Linked DNA regions of Homo sapiens: region 2 is linked to region 1. Evidence: chromatin loops called from intact Hi-C (ENCODE). Cell type or tissue: CD4-positive, alpha-beta T cell. All regions are shown on one strand.

Region 1 (8,000 bases):
AGTAGCTGGGACTACAGGCGCCCACCACCACGCCCAGCTAATTTTTTTTTGTATTTTTAGTAGAGATGGGGTTTCACCATGTTAGCCAGGATGGTCCCAATCTCCTGACCTCGTGATCTGCCCATCTCGGCCTCTCAAAGTGCTGGGATTACAGGCGTGAGCCACCGTGCCCGGCCAGTTTTTCTACTTCTAAAACAATAGTGTGGAAAAGTTGATATTGTAGACTTTTCTTATGTTCTTATTTACTGGCATTCTTTAAATGCGTTGATACTTGAATGAAACATAGATTGTTACATTTTTACCATTAAGTCATAGGTATTTAATTCTACGTACCACTTCTCCAGGTCACTGTTATTAAGGCCTAATTAACTAACACCCATGCACATTGAGATTCTACATCACATTGTTCCTTTCTTTTTATTCTGCCAGTGCCAAAAGAAACAGCATGTGTATAATTCAAGATACTTTGTTATGCTAATCTTAGAAGTTTTGTGACTCTGGTATTAAAGCTAATGACTTAGTAATTATTTTTGTAGTTTTCTTTTTTTTTGAGACAAGAGTCTGGCTCTGTTGCTTAGGCTGGAGTGCAGTGGCGTGATCTTGGCTTACTGCAGCCTCTGCCTCCCGGGTTCAAGTGATTCTCCTACCTCAGCCTCCTCAGTAGCTGGGATTACAGGCATATGCCACCATGCCTGGCTAATTTTTGTATTTTTGGTAGAGATGGGTTTCACCACATTGGCCAGGTTGGTGTTGAACTCCTGGCCTCAAGTGATCTGCCCGCCTTGGCCTCCCAAAGTGTTGAGATTACAGGTGTGAGCCACTGTGCCTGGCCTGTGGTTTTCCATTATAGTCAGAAGGGCTCTGTGAGTGTAATCGCTGGCAACCATGTGTCAAGCACACTGTTTCCTGATCACTTTTCTGTAGTTTAAGAGTAAGTAGTGCATAGAATATAAGACGATGTGAAAGAAGATAATTTTGAATCTTAATCATTTTAAATATAATTTCTTTCCATGGAACAGGATCGTTATCAATAAACAAAAATATTTGTAGGGCCCCTGACATGGTACTTTCAGAGAACTCTGTGGTTAACAGAATGATTCTGAGTATCTCACCTAGTTATAAAGATATTTACTGAGGGAAAACAAGATATCAGCTTAGGTTCCCGCACATGTTTATTTTAAAAGATAGTAAAGCCAGCATTCTAGTTTTGGATCATATACTGTCTTACTTATGTATTGTGGGTACACTGTAGTGGAGAGGCTTTGTGTGTGGTTCTACAAAATGAGGCATAATAAAGCTATTTTGAATTCTGCCTAGGTAAAAACATTTAAATAAAATGATCAGTCTTAAAATTATTCTTTTCTTATAAATTTTTTTTAAAAAATTTTTTGTAGAGACAAGGTCTCACTATGTTGCCCAGGCTGGCCTTGAACTTGTAACAATTCATGTTTCATTCAAGTATCAATCAATGCATTTAAAGAATGTCGGTAGATAAGAACATAGGAAAAGTCTACAATACCAATTTTTCCCCACCACTGTTTTAGAAGTAGAACACCTCAAGTGTCCCTCTTGCTTTGTCCACCCAAAGTGTTGGAATAACAGGCATGAGCCACTGTGCCTGGCCCTTGAAATTATCTTAATCCCCAGTTTTTTTCTAAGTGCTGTTAAGATACCAGTAAACCGGAACATGAATAACTGCATTCAGTCTGAGCATAGAAAACTGCTTAGGGACAAATGGAAGGGAAACTTGGTCTTTAGACCTTACTGTAGAGCCTGGATAATATAAACTAAACTATTCAGAGTTATGTGTCAGTAGATGGTGGAAGAATGTGGTTATGGAGTGAAGGAAGGAACACTTTCAGGCAGGGTTTAGTTCTATCAAGTCTACTAGTAGCAGGGGACTTAGGAAGAGAAGGTCCAATGCAAATGAACCCTGGGAAGGGATAGTTAGTAGGAAAATAATCACCAGATATAATGAACTGAAGACACGTATGAAATGTAACAACTACTAATCAGGTTTTATAAATAAAGAAATTTATGACAGAAAATGGGCTTTCACAGGGAAAGCACATATGCTGATAGTTTGTATCAGTCATGATATTAATCTTCAGATGTAATATCGTTAATCTCCAGTGGTTACATCAAATACTACCTCTTTCACTGGCCTATTTTGAGTCCATAAGCATAGGTAAATTTCCTGCCCTCTGAATTCTGCTTCATAGTAGAGTACCTTGTGTTTCTTTCAGTTTTTCCCAATAAACCATTATAATTTCCCTGTCTCCAGGAGCTGATGTCTGATTTATTTTTGTATCCCACATTCACAGATCTTAACATTTTACAAGATAGTTCCAAGTAACCTTATTTATTCATTTAAGTAAGTAGTGAACAATTATTAACTTGGTTCCTAAATCTTTTCTAGGATATTAGGAATTTACGATTTGCTCATAAACCTGAGGGGCGGACAAGAAGATCCATATTTGAGAATCTAATGAAATATGCATTTCCTGTCTCTAATAACCTGGTAAAATGTTTCCTGTCTTTGGAAAATTTGTGCTATAATTATTGATGTCGTATAAAGAAACTTGTCTAGGCTGTCTAGAATCTCTACATTTACATCCCTGCTTTGACATTTAACCAGATGTATAGTGTAAGTGTAACTTAGTCTCTTAGATCAATTTCTTTAGGTATGAAATAAAGGAAGCTGGACTAGCTGATTTCTGAGGTCCATTCCAGCACTAACATTTTATGATTATATGATCTTGCTATTCAGGGTGTTTCCATGATGAAAAGTTACCTGTTGTCTTCATTAGGATTTGTAATCTCCTTTTTAATTGGGAGCCAGTTAACACTAGCAATTTGGGAGGGAGGTAAGGGTAGGCAAACCCTGAGTTCCCACTATGTGCTTTAGACAGTGTTAGACTCCCACGTTTATATCATTTCACTTCTATGTAGCCTATGGTGGTAGATATTATTTATCCCTGTTTAGCGATGAAAGCAACATCAGGTAAGCAGTTAACTCAAGGGCACAGTTAGTAGGAGTACCATTTGGAATCAACGTTGGTCTTATGACTCCAGTTCAAATTTTTTTCACATCATAGTTGTGTTTAAATGTAATGTCTTTATTTGAAAGTAAACCTACAAAGGCTACCAAGGATAATCTGAAAGAAATACAATGATATGTTGGTATTTGATAAGTTTTGTTGGCAAGTGTCTTTGCTTTTTTGTATGCTTAAAAATATGTAAAAAAATAGATTTTCAAAATGATAAAACAAAAACTATAATACAAAAAAGGATGCTAATACATAAAATGTTCTTGCAGATAAATAAATGAAAACTTTGGATATATGGATACATTTCTGATTCATTACCTTTGTGAATATCTTTTTTAGCTCTTACCATTGTTTACTTTTTTGTAGCCTCTTTTTGCTTTTGAATACAAAGAAGTATTCCCTGAAAATGGGTGGAAGCTATATGACCCTCTTTTAGAGTATAGAAGGCAGGTATGTACTTTCTTCTCTTTCAATTTTAGTATTTTGTATTCTTTTCATTCCAAAGAAAACTGGGTGGAACCATGTACGAAAACCAGCATATCTCATACCACAGTAATTCACCACATTAAGAGATTAAAGCAGAATTCAATCTTGAAATCTGTTTTAGTATATCATTCTTCCTATTCTTCCTTCAGTATACCACTTCCCAAAGAGTCCCTATACTGCATTACTTAAGCCCCACCTAAAATAGTCTTTTCTTTATTTTTAACTTTCCTCCTGTCCACTATGCTTTCTTGAGAATTTAAGACATATTGATTATTTCTTGGTAATCATTAGATTTGTTATCTAGAGTATTCTAGAATTCAAATATGAAAATTCTTGAGCTTTTACTTTTGTATTTAAATTTCAAACGTAGCATTTTAATTATAACATTTCTAATTTATTGTGGTTTTGTTTCACAAAGCCAGGTAGAGGTAAAGAACCACCACCAGAGAGCTAAAGATATCTAAATGACTTGAAGTGGGGTTTGTTACCACACTTACATGTGGAAAGTGAAGTTGAAATTTCCTCATTCAGTTATAAAGTTATTTGGCAAAATATGAAATAGAATACAAAATAAGTGGGAATCAACTAAAAGCCAAGAGTATACAAGAAACAGGAGATTCATGCTAACTCAAAAATCCAGTGTCAGAAGAAGATGACTAAGCAACCAAAAAGTCTAGCAGGTGTCTTTAGAAATTATAAAAATGAGGACTACTCTTTGAGAATCTGGGAAGAAATTGCTGTCCCAGGAGCATTCAGTGTAGAACTTTGGAAAGCAGGTGTCTAAAGAAAAGAGGTAAATTATTACTGAAAAAAAATAAGTTGAAGTGTAAATGAACAACTATACCCATACAGAAAGAGAATTAAGAGATTAGGAATTGTGGCAGTAAGAATAGAGCATTAGCTTCTACATAAAATGGTATGGATGCTTTATGGTCTTTGACTTACTAGATGAATTTGTTGGCTTTTTTTTTTTTGGCAGCATGAGAAACTGTCTCTGAGTCAACTAAAAGGTCTAATGGAGAGGACACTGTATTTGTAGTTAGAAGCTGTAGTTTTAAGATTTTTTTCTTGGATATATTTTAAGTTTATTACAGAAGAAAATGAAGATGATCTCTTAAAATTAAGGACTAATGATAAAGCATCAGATTATTCACTTCCCCCCCTTTAAATAAAAAAAAAAAAGGAAGTGGTAATACTTGCATTCTGTACAAAATTCAAAAGGTCCAGCAGGGTATACTGAAAGGTAGGTTTTCCTTGCAGGACAACCTGTGTCCCCCTAGCCATTCCAGTTCCCCTCCCTTTAGGAAATGATATTATTGGTTTCCTGAGTATTTTTTTCAAAGGTTTCATGCCTACAAAGCTTGTGTATATATGTGTGGGTATTGTTTTTTTAAGCATATGGTAGCATGCCATGCACACTCTTCTGTGCTTTTCTTTCTTCATTAATATATTTTGGAGATGGTACCATCTTCAAACATATAGACCTTTCTTTTTTTTAAATTGAGATGTAACTCACATACCATAAAATTTACTGTTTTAAAGTATACAGTCCACTGCTTTTTAACATATTCACGAAATTGTGCAATTACCACCACACTCTAATTCTAGCACATTTAGAAAACTTAGTTTTGAATTTTAGCTCTAGTTCTTACTCTCACACTCAGATGTAGGCTCTTGAATGAATCATTTATGGCACAGTGCCTTCATTTTTTACTTGGTGATAGATACCACGTTATGGGATGTTTGAAGGATTAGTGACATATAGAAAGGCACTTTGTAAACTGTAAAAATCTATCCAAATGATGATTATTATATTTATTACATTGTGAGGCTCTGAAAAACAGATATCATGACTGGCTTTATCATGTGCTGCCACTAAAAAAATGAAAGCTACATTCATTCAACAGATCTACACTTAATAGTCTTAAAAGAAATTAGACTATATCTCTTCAAAAATGGGCAAAGGCTGGGCGCAGTGGCTCACACCTGTAATCCCAGCACTTTGGGAGGCCGAGGCAGGCAGGTCGCTTGAGCCCAGGAGTTTGAGACCAGCGTGGGCAACATAGTGAAACACCATCTATACAAAAAAATAAAAATTAGCCAGGTGTGGCATGCACCTGTAGTCCCAGCTACTTGGGAGGCTGAGGTGGGAAGACCACCTGAGCCTGGGAGATCAAGGCTGTGGTGAGCTGTGAATGTGCCACTGCACTCAAGCTTGGGCAATAGTGAGATGCCATGTCTCAAAAAATAAGTAAATAAATAAAAATGGACAAAGTTATTAATAACCATTTAGGTTTGTCATATAGGAGAATGTTTCTTTAATTTACTCTTGAAGGACATATACAGTATGTAGTGATTATAGACAGGACTATGGAGTTTGTGGATAAGGCCAAGAAAAATCAAGTCATCTGGGCACAGTGGCTCACACCTGTAATCCCAGCACTTTGGGAGGCCAAGGTGGGAGGATTGCTCGAGCCCAGGAGTTCAAGACAAGCCTGGGCAACATGGTGAAACCCTGTCTCTACCAAAAATACAAAAATTAGCCAGGTGTGGTGACACATGCTTGTAGTCACAGCTATCCAGGGGGGTTGAGGCAGGAGGATTGATGGAGCCCTGGAGCTCGAGGCTGCAGTGAGCCCTGAGCATGCCACTGCACTCCAGCCTGGATGACAGAGTGAGACCCTGTCTCAAAAAAAACAAAAAGGAAAAATATCAAGTCATGGGTAAAAATCTGTATAAAGATAATGAGCAGTCCAGTACAGTGGTTCACACCTGTGACCCCAGCACTTTGAGAAGCCAAGGTGGGAGGATTGCTTGAGCTCAGGAGTTCGACACCAGCCTGGGCAACATAGTGAAACCCTATCTCTACAAAAAATACAAAAATTAGCCAGGCATGGTGGTGCATGCCTGAAGTCCTAGCTACTCTGGAGGCGGATGTGGGAGGATTGCTTGAGCCCTGGAGGTTGAGGCTGCAGTGAGCTGTGATTGTACCACTGCAGTCCAGCCTGGTGAAGAGTGCAGAGACCTTATCTCATGAAACGAACAAAAAAGATAACGAGCACGGTCTTCTGCAGAAATACCCAACATAAGTTACATGCATTACTTAACAAACTTGGAAAACAGTTACTTCAGTCAAGGGAAAGAGAACTTATCCTTAGAACTGGAATGTAAGTAACTAAGAAAGCCATGGTCCTTTCAGTTTGTTTGTATAATAAACTTGACCCTGACAAGTGGATACTGAAGGGCAGTGATTTTGCTTGGAGAGTAGATATATACCAAAGATCAATAATTGTCAGTATATTTTTAGTAGTCTACAAAGAGAGTGTCTGAGGGCTAGCCAATTCCAGTTTTCTGCTTGAAAGGCAGTTTTTAGTGAAGATAGGTGTGTCGGCTTATCTAAGAATGAGGAGGACAATAGCCATGAAGGTAATCTAAGTCATTGGTTCTCATTCCTACCCCACCCTGCTACTTACGTGAATAATGTGACATTCCCCATGAGAACAGTGGTTCTCCTGGTAGTGTTTTTACAAGGATATGGGAAGTGGGGTGGGAGAGAGACAGGAGTACCTTTCTGGGTTGGGGGATGGTACATTAGGCCCTCTGATGTATACTTCTCAAGTGATCTGACCTTTAGCTCTGACTCCATGTTTTCTAAGAAAACTTCAGAAACTAATTTTGCTTCATATGGAAACTTCCTGTGGTTCACTGATTTATTCATTCATGCATTTATCAAATTCATATAATACCTTCTAAATACTAGTGGCTAAAATATGAAACAAAATGATAAAGTCCAGGTTCCCAAAGAGTTTGTGTTCAGTGGAGCATTCAAACAAATAGATTAACAATTACAATATAATGTAATGAATAGTCTGATAGAGCAAGTACTGTAGGGAGAGAACATGAGGCCATCTGGGAGCTGAAAGACGTTTGATATAGACTAGACCAGAGCATACAGTGGCAAGGGAGAGATCTGGAGAAAGCAGGATTGTAGAGGGCTTTGCTAAGTCTGGTAAAGGACTTCATATTTTATATGAAAAGCAATAGGTAGCCATTGATTTTAAGCAGAGGAATGACATAATCCCTTTTGCATCTTAAAAGATTACTGTGGAGGCAGTGTAGAGAATGGATTATAGAGGGACAGGAGAGAAGTGATAATGGCCTGAATTAGGGAAGTGGTGGTAAGAATTGAAAAAAGTGAGCAAACTTCTGGTATTTCTGGAGGAAAAATCATAGAAATTGGTCACTGACTGGATGTAAGGGATAAGGGAGGGGGAGGAGTTAAAGATGATAACCAGGTTTCTTGGTTGAATACCATCTCTTTAAACTTGCCAATTCACTGTACTTTTTAGTACAGCATGTGAAAAAAATATATAAGTATATATATGATATATACATATATAAAAAATATGAAATATATATTTTTCACGTGCTATAATAAAAAGTACAGTGAACTGTGTATATATA
Region 2 (8,000 bases), 190 kb before region 1:
CACATACCATCTTTATCTGTTTCCAGGGAAACCAAGTTAAGAAGTTAACCAAAGGTCAGATTCTCATGCAAAAAGGAAAAGAGTTTTTGTTAACTCTTTGCCTGCACCATCCAAATAGTTATTTACTACATAGCCTGAAAAACCCATCCAATGTCCCTGTGAAGGATTCATTCTTACATCTCATATATGCCACAAATATGTCCCAGAGTGGAATAATACAGGCATGGCCATATTTGCCAGTCGGTGTCCTCCCTTCAACAACCAAGAGTCAAGCCCAGTGATCTTTCACCCTATGCCTGCCCTTCACATCAGCCCCTACCGACAGTCCCATTCTTCAGAACTCAAGTGTAGTTGACTCTCTCACACATACACTCACTTGTATAAATACCCAGGGATGTCAGTTTCCTTAGATCTGTATGATCTTAATAGATTATTAAATAGGTCCAGGAGCCACACCGGTAAGGATCTTTTGAGTTTTACCCTTCCTTACTGGGTTGTTTTGAGGGTAAAATGGAATAAAATGAGATCAGAGAGGTAAAAAGTTGAAAGGACCATGGTAAAAATCTATGGTAGCTTTACTGTTCGGAAAGAACGTGAGTGAATTCCAACACGGTTGGATGGGGTTTGATCTACTTAAGTGAGTAGCTCAGAGAAGTCGTGACTTCCCTGATTTAAATTATTAATGATAATAAACATCTTTAAGTAATTAGGGAAATTTTTGACCAGTGAGAACCACTAAACTCCCAAGTCATTCCACATTAATGAGGTGTTAGAGATTTCAATTAGCACACACTTGAATTAGTAAAAGGATTAAGTACTCCATTTATTCTTCTGCCTGGATGATAATAGTAGTTTCTGTTTATTAAATTCTTACTGTATACCAGGGACTGTGCAAAATGCTTTACTTACAGCCTCTTGATTAGTCACCAAGTATTATTGGCCTTACTTCTTAGCAAAAACCAAAGCTCAGAGAGATTACAACACTTGCCCACGGTCGCTCAGCTATACATAGTGGAGCCAAGAGTTTAGTCAGGTTTAGTGTTAGTCCAAATCCTATGTCCTGTGTTCAGTGATATCTTCATGGAGATGCTTTATAAACTATGCATTATTTCTATTAAGCCAATCTATAAACACACTGGGAACAGATTCCATGTTTCCTTTAAAAATTACTTTTACCTTCTTTGTCAAAAAAAGAAAAGGGACTTTATTGAAATGGAAAGAAAGTTAAATTTGGATGAAAATATATGTGAGACAAAGGGAAATCTTCATTTTATGTAAATTTCTCTACTTTATATTATTACCTATTCTAAAATGGAGTTGATAATACAAATGATTTTAAAAGGACACAAAGTACAAAGAGGAGTAAAGAAAAATAGAGCATAGTATGCCAGTTCTGAAGTCACCACCCTGCAGCTCATCTTGTCCAAGTCCTTTTAAAGGAAATAGTAATTACAACTCATTATCTACCTTGAAGACCTGCTAAGTAACATGAGAACAGGTTCCAAATCAATAGAATTCTATTTGAGATATTAGAAGCATCACTGGTTCATTATAGTGGAAAGTTTAATAGCTCTTCCAAAAAATTTTCAGCTACATGTTTTGTCTGCTTATAATGTACTTGAACACATATTCCTGCCAAGAAGAAAAATTAAACTAAATTCTTCCACTATGGCTAGCACTTTTCTACTTTGTTCTGATTAATTCATAGATCTGTGCAACGAAAGAATTTGCAATTGGCAAGCAAAATTCTAAATTAGGCAGTTTAATTGTCAAGTAAATTTTAAAACTTGCATGAAGGATGGAAAAAATATAGAAATGTCGACATGTTGGCATTTGGAAACCATAAATGGGTATTTTCTTGTAGGTCATGCCAATCTAAGAGAAGGAAAAAAAAAGAAAGACTTTGGTTCTGTCAGATAGAATAACAGTTTCTTTAGGAAACTTTAAAAATCTATTTCATCATATATTCTTCCAATGAAGGTAAATTTAATGAAATTTTATACTTTATTTCCTTGAACTCCTCTTAAGACATTTTCTTAGAAAATAGCCACATAAATTTAATTACCTATATGTGTTAAAAATTTTAATTTAAAATCATTTTCTTTCTGCCTAAATTACAGTGCAAAAAATTAGTTGTATAAAAAAATTCAGAGTGGATTTTATTGGCATGATTTCATCCTCCTAAACTTTATTTATTTGGGACATCAAATAAACATTGGGAATGAACATTTATGGATTTACTTTGTTTTCTTTGATCATGTAATTTTATACTACATTTTGATTCTTATAAATTCTTATTTCTTGATCCAGATTTCATTGTTTTCCATTAACTTGCTCACCTATTAAATTAAGTTAGAATAATGTTAACTGCAGTGTATGGGGGTGTCAGCAACCTTTTAAAAGTGGTGCACCTTTTTATGACACCTGATCTGAAGTGCTGAGGTAACTAGAGTGGGTACTGGCTGTCCAAACAGAGCATGGAGGATGGAGATAGCACAGAGTGGGTATGAACCCTAAAACGTCTTGGCTTCTCAAACTACCCCACCTACCACCTCCATATTTTCTACTGTAGTCTAGAAGGATTAGACTCATTCCTCATTCATAACTTAACAAGACTTGTTTTTTGTTGTTTTTTCTTTCTCTCTCTCTTTTTTCTTTTTTTTTTTTTTTTTTTTTTTTGAGGCAGAGTCTTGCCTGTCGCCCAGGCTGGAGTGCAGTGGCATGATCTTGGCTCACTGCAACCTCCGCCTCCTGGGTTCAAACGATTCTCCTGCCTCAGACTCCCGAGTAGCTGGGATTACAGGTGCCCACCACCACCATGCCCAGCTAATTTTTGTATTTTTAGTAGAGACAGGGTTTCACCATCTTGGCCAGGCTGGTCTCGAGCTCGTGACTTCGTGATCTACCTGCCTCGGCCTTTCAACGTGCTGGGATTACAGGCATGAGCCACCGCGCCCGGCCAACAAGCCTAGTTTTAACTACATTTTTTTTCTAATACTTGATGGAGATTATCAGAAGGGGTGAAAAGAAGAAAGAGGTAATCAGTCTCTTTTGGATGCTTACTACATGCCAAGAGATGGACAAGGCATTTTATTTAAGTTTTCTGTATATAAATTTCCAATGAATCCTCAAAGCATACCTGTAAAGTAAATTTTATTAACCCCACTTAAAGAAGAGGATACTGAAGCTTAGAGAATTCAGTAATTTGCCCAAGGTTTTTTATTATAAAATGACAGAACAAGGATTTGAGATAAAACTGCTTGGAGTTTGGGTTGGGAGGTGAGTTAGTTGAGCAACAAGAAAGTGAAAGGAAATTTAGAATAGGGGCATTTGAAGGGAAAGCACTCATTTATTCATTGAACAACTATTTAATTAGCTATTAAGTGCCAGCCCTATGCCAGGCACTAGGGGAAGCAGGAGTAAACAACATCTATGTGGACACTATACTCCTGTCAGTTGGAAACTGAGTGGCCAGGAACAACACAAGCAAACTTAGACATGTAAAAAGAAGATAGAAGGTACCAAAGGCAAAATTTTGTTTCTGTCTATTTATTGATAGCCTCAACTTAAAAATACAGTCTTCTCATTGTAAGGTCCTGATCTAGTCTTGGGCTAAGCTCTTACTCAAGAGTCAATTCTAACAAACTTATTGTTGGAAAGTAGGGACTATGATTCTGCCAACTAAACATTTTGAGAGAGCTTTAGTGTAGGCCTCTGAAGGAAAGCCTCTGTCAACTTCCTGGGTGATCTGGAGGGCACAGGTTTTGGAGGTGATACCTAGATTCCATTTCTCCACCATATCTTTTCCTAAACAGACTCTGACACTTAGAAGATACTTTACAAATAATTTGGGGAGGAAGGAAGGGAGAGAGAGAAGGAGAGAGGGTGGAAAGAGAAGGAAAGGAAGGAAAAAATCTTCCTGGGCCTTTGCTCTGTTTCTACCTGTCCTCCTCAGGGCCTTCTGATGTAAGCAGAGTTCACCTGTTCAAATCCAGGGGCTAGAATTGTCCTGTGTATTCAGAATGTCCCAAGTTGCTCAGAGCTGCTATCATCTAAGTCTATTTGGTATAGGTATTACCTTTAATTTGAAGGTAACTCGTATCTTACAGTATCTGAGGTAAAAAGAAAAGCATTAGTCTGACAGAGGTAGTCTACCATTCATAGTTTTGAAACTAGAACATTTTGCTGACAAAGAGAAATGTATTTTTAAGCCTGAGTTCTTAAAAGAAAAAAAAAACCAACAACAAAAAAAACCCTTCCATCCTAGTCCTTTAGCTGGGCTATTTCTGCCAGCTCCCCGGCTATGAACACAACACATTCTTGCAATTCATCACGTCTCTTGGCTCGAGCCTGCCTTTAAAATGGTTGGCGGCATATGCTTCTCATTAGCTCTGCTTCTACCTCACCTGCGCTGGTCAGAATCCTCCCTCCTGCCCCCTGCCTGCTCCCCTCTCTCCTCCTCCCCCAACTCAGACGCATACTCCTGCCAGTTTCTCTTACCAAGCAGCGCTGCCTGCTGGCATGGCAGGAGGCAAGTGAAGGAGAAGGAGAAAGAAATCGTTCACTTCTTTCAAAAGTAAATTCTGTGGGTTAGCAGCCTTTCGTTCAGAAATAAGACCTAACAAAACAGAAGGCCAAGGGCAAAACCAAAAACAATAACAGGAATGGGGGAAAAAAAAAAAAAAAACAGAAGTGTGCTGACTGGGAGAAAAATAAAGAGGGGCAGCAAAAGGTTACGAGGGAAAAAAAATCCCATTATTACATCACTTTGGCAATCAAATGTTTCCTGAGGTCACCAGTTTGTCTCGATTTATCTTCTAGGCTCTACAAGGAAGTTTCATCCACTTGGAGGGTATTCTCTGTTTAACTCAGTTATCTGAGTGACAAAATATTCCTTTTATTTGGTGAATTGTTTTCTCTGTGACCTGTTCTTAAATTAAGAATTAAATTGAACCAAAGAATTTTGGTTCAGCCCAAACGTTACTTTCTATACACACCAATTTTTCTTTCTGATTGTTGTTTTGTTTTGTTGAAACTGGTTTTGAATGGCAAGAAAGGACTATTGAAGGGGTAAAGGACTTAATCTTTGATGGCATTAGGAGAGAATCATAGACATCTGAGGTTTGGGGAGATCTCAGACATTCCCAAATCTGTAACATTAATCTCACAGATGAGGAAACTGAGGCTGAGAGGTGAACTCCCCTCTGCCACACAAAAAGGAAGTGGCAGGACTAGGGTTCACCCAGGTCTTCTTAGCCTCAGTTCTTTTCTGATTCCGTAATATGCAGGCACCATACTCTCTCACAGCAGATAAAGAATGGCTTTTTGTTCTAGCTCCAACAGTTAATATAGAACTTGATGAACAAAAATGACTTTGCTCAGTACGGGTGACCAGGGACATCCATATGACCTAAATCACCAGATACAGGAAAACCTTTGAGCAAATTAGAAAAAGGCTGCTCTTCCTTAGGGCCTATCCACCACCACCACCCCCATCTCCACCCACCCACCCTGGGTGCAAGGCTTGGTGAAGTGCAGGATGGATATATTTCAGTCTTAACTTGCTTTTTCAACCAAGTGCTCTTGTGTAGGCAAAACCTCCATGAGTGTATCTGCAGTGGTCCTGTCCTAAGAGTGTGCATGATCAAGAGACTCACACTAAGTGCAGGCATATCCTGATTCACGAAAGTCATCCTGATACTTTTATCTGGAACAAGAGCCCTTTCATTACAATGGATGAAGACAAAAATACCTCATCTTCAAGGAGTTGAATGACTTAGTTTTTCGTCAACAACTTTCATTTCCAAATAGGTGAGACAGATTCATCTCTGAACAAAATTGTACAGTCAGAAAAACTTGCCAATGGACCTCTTTTTCTCTTGATTCACTTCAGCAGCTAATGCTTGTATATCATCCCAGCTACCTGCATGGTTGCTCTTTCCTGGCTTGCAGTCACAATCCTTTCTAAGATGTTAGCTGATCATGGCCTCATGCATTCATTCCAAATATAATTATTGAGCACTCCCTCTATGCCAAGATTAAGGTTTCTCCTAGGGTATTTGTGTTTTAATAGGAATTCTTAAGCCTAGCACAATGCCTGGGACATAATATATACTCAATAACCATATGAAAGGAGAGGAAGGGAGAGAATGGGGGGAATTTTATACCCAAAGAATGGTTGAATTTGTGCAGTAGGCAGGGAAGGGAAAAACTGGGAGCAGAGAACCTTTACCACCACCCTACATGTCATGACAAATAGGTTGTGTGTGTTCTGTCCTATATTCTACAAAATACTTAAGGCATCCATGCAACCATGTGAAAAACTGCTGCTGGCACCTAGAGTCCACCACCAAAACCCTTCCAGGCACGCCTCCCTCTTGCCCAGCCAGATACCCCAGCACTTCTGAGACCCAAGAATTTTCGGGCCCTGTTCTTGTTCCACAGCTTGGTTCCCATTGTTTATCCAGTCCCTTGGTTAGCAACACAGTCTTGGATTCCTACCTTAGCTTGTAACCTTCATACAAGGTGTGATTTCCAGGATTTCCCTCTGGCTTTGTGTACTCCACACCTGCCTTTGTCTCCATGGGCCATAGGCCCTGGGCCATTACTCACCTGATTGACATAGATGATTACCTTCATCTACTTATTTTAAGTCCATTATGGAAGTTACTACCAGAGTTACCACCAGCACTTAGGGAACCCTTTCTTTGAATGCCTCTGTTGGAAGGCATTCTTATTTTCTTCTTAGTAGGATAGTTACTGTGTGTTTTTCTAATCCTTTCAACTGAAAGTTCCTAGAAAGAAAACACTGCCCCATAGTCACCTCTGTGGCACCATTATTGCTTAGTGCAGTGCTTCATGCAGAATAATTGCCTGCCCAAAAAATATTTTGTTATAGTTGAATTATTCAACCAGACATTCTATCATCCATTTAGTTTTTGTTGTTGTTTTAACCAGAGGAAATGAACAGGGATTTCTCATCGATTCTGGTCTTCCTCTGATGGGAAAATTTTTATATTAAATGCAAATTACTTTACCATCTGTGTGCAGCATAAGTTCCAGAATCCTTTCCCTTTATATGGGGAGACCAGGTTTCCACCAGTGACCATTAAAGTATATTTGGCAGCCCTTGTAGCTCTTTCTCTGTAGCCCAGATGGCAGAGTTTTTTTCTCATTTCCATTTGAGAACTTTTATAAGGCTTCTTTATGTTGTTCCTTCTTTTGAAGTACTTTTCTGTTCCTGGACAGGGGGATTGGACCTTCTGCCTGGACCTCCCTGTCTGTACTCTCTAGTCATAGTGCTGATTCTGGGACAGGAAGCAAATTTTGCTAGTTAGAACCCAAATCCATTAGCTAATGTGTCTGATCTTTTGTGTTCCTGTTTGTAAAATGATATCAGTATTAGCTGTTGGTCCTTCCTTCCGTTGATATAAAAGTAAAGTAATAATTTAGCTGATCTAAGATAAAGATGGTGTTCTTTGTGTGTTCCCTGGAGAACCCAGTACTAAATTAAAGGTGGTACCCAGACAAGAGAATGTTAAGGATTCGCCGGGTGGTGGCTCATGCCTGTAATCCCAGCACTTTGGGAGGCTAAGGCGGGAAGATCACTTGAGGCCAGGAGTTTGAGATCAGCCTGGCCAACATGGTGAAACCCCATCTCTACTAAAAATACAAAAAATTAGCCGGGTGTGGTGGTACATGCCTGTAGTCCTAGCTACTCAGGAGGCTGAAGCAGGAGAATTGCTTGAACCCAGAAGTTGGAGGACGCAGTGAGCAGAGGTGGCACCACTGCACTCCAGCCTGGGTGACAGAGCTAGACTCCGTCGCAAAAAAAAAAAAAAAAAAGAACGTTAACGATTGGTTGGTAACAAGCATCATCTTAACAAGGACTTCATTGAGCTTTGTGACATTAGGTAAATAAGGAAGATGGAGAAAAGGCTTCATGGGGAACAGGCCTGGCTTAAAGACGAAAAGGTAGGATGGGAGCCAATGGTGAAGGA

Evidence for each region. A loop is a pair of places that touch in the nucleus more often than their neighbours do. Peaks named below come from ENCODE experiments on the same cell type or tissue, not always from the same donor. Only the 100,000 strongest peaks of a DNase experiment are listed, where the experiment ranks them.
Region 2: a loop joins it to region 1, with 2.6 times the contacts of the local background. A loop is called at or near these places in 15 of 110 quality-filtered maps.

The regions. Positions count from the first base shown.
Region 1 is chr11:95,853,052-95,861,051 of GRCh38, reverse strand. It overlaps MTMR2 (myotubularin related protein 2), which reads left to right. Exons shown (of 15, transcript NM_016156.6): 6 at 2,420-2,521; 7 at 3,417-3,500. Among named protein-coding and RNA genes, the nearest start is that of CEP57, 67 kb to the right of the region's middle. In CD4-positive, alpha-beta T cell, no CTCF peak of the experiment used is centred here; no DNase peak of the experiment used is centred here.
Region 2 is chr11:96,042,590-96,050,589 of GRCh38, reverse strand. All of the region lies in intron 2 of MAML2 (mastermind like transcriptional coactivator 2), which reads left to right. Among named protein-coding and RNA genes, the nearest start is that of MTMR2, 120 kb to the right of the region's middle. In CD4-positive, alpha-beta T cell, no CTCF peak of the experiment used is centred here; no DNase peak of the experiment used is centred here.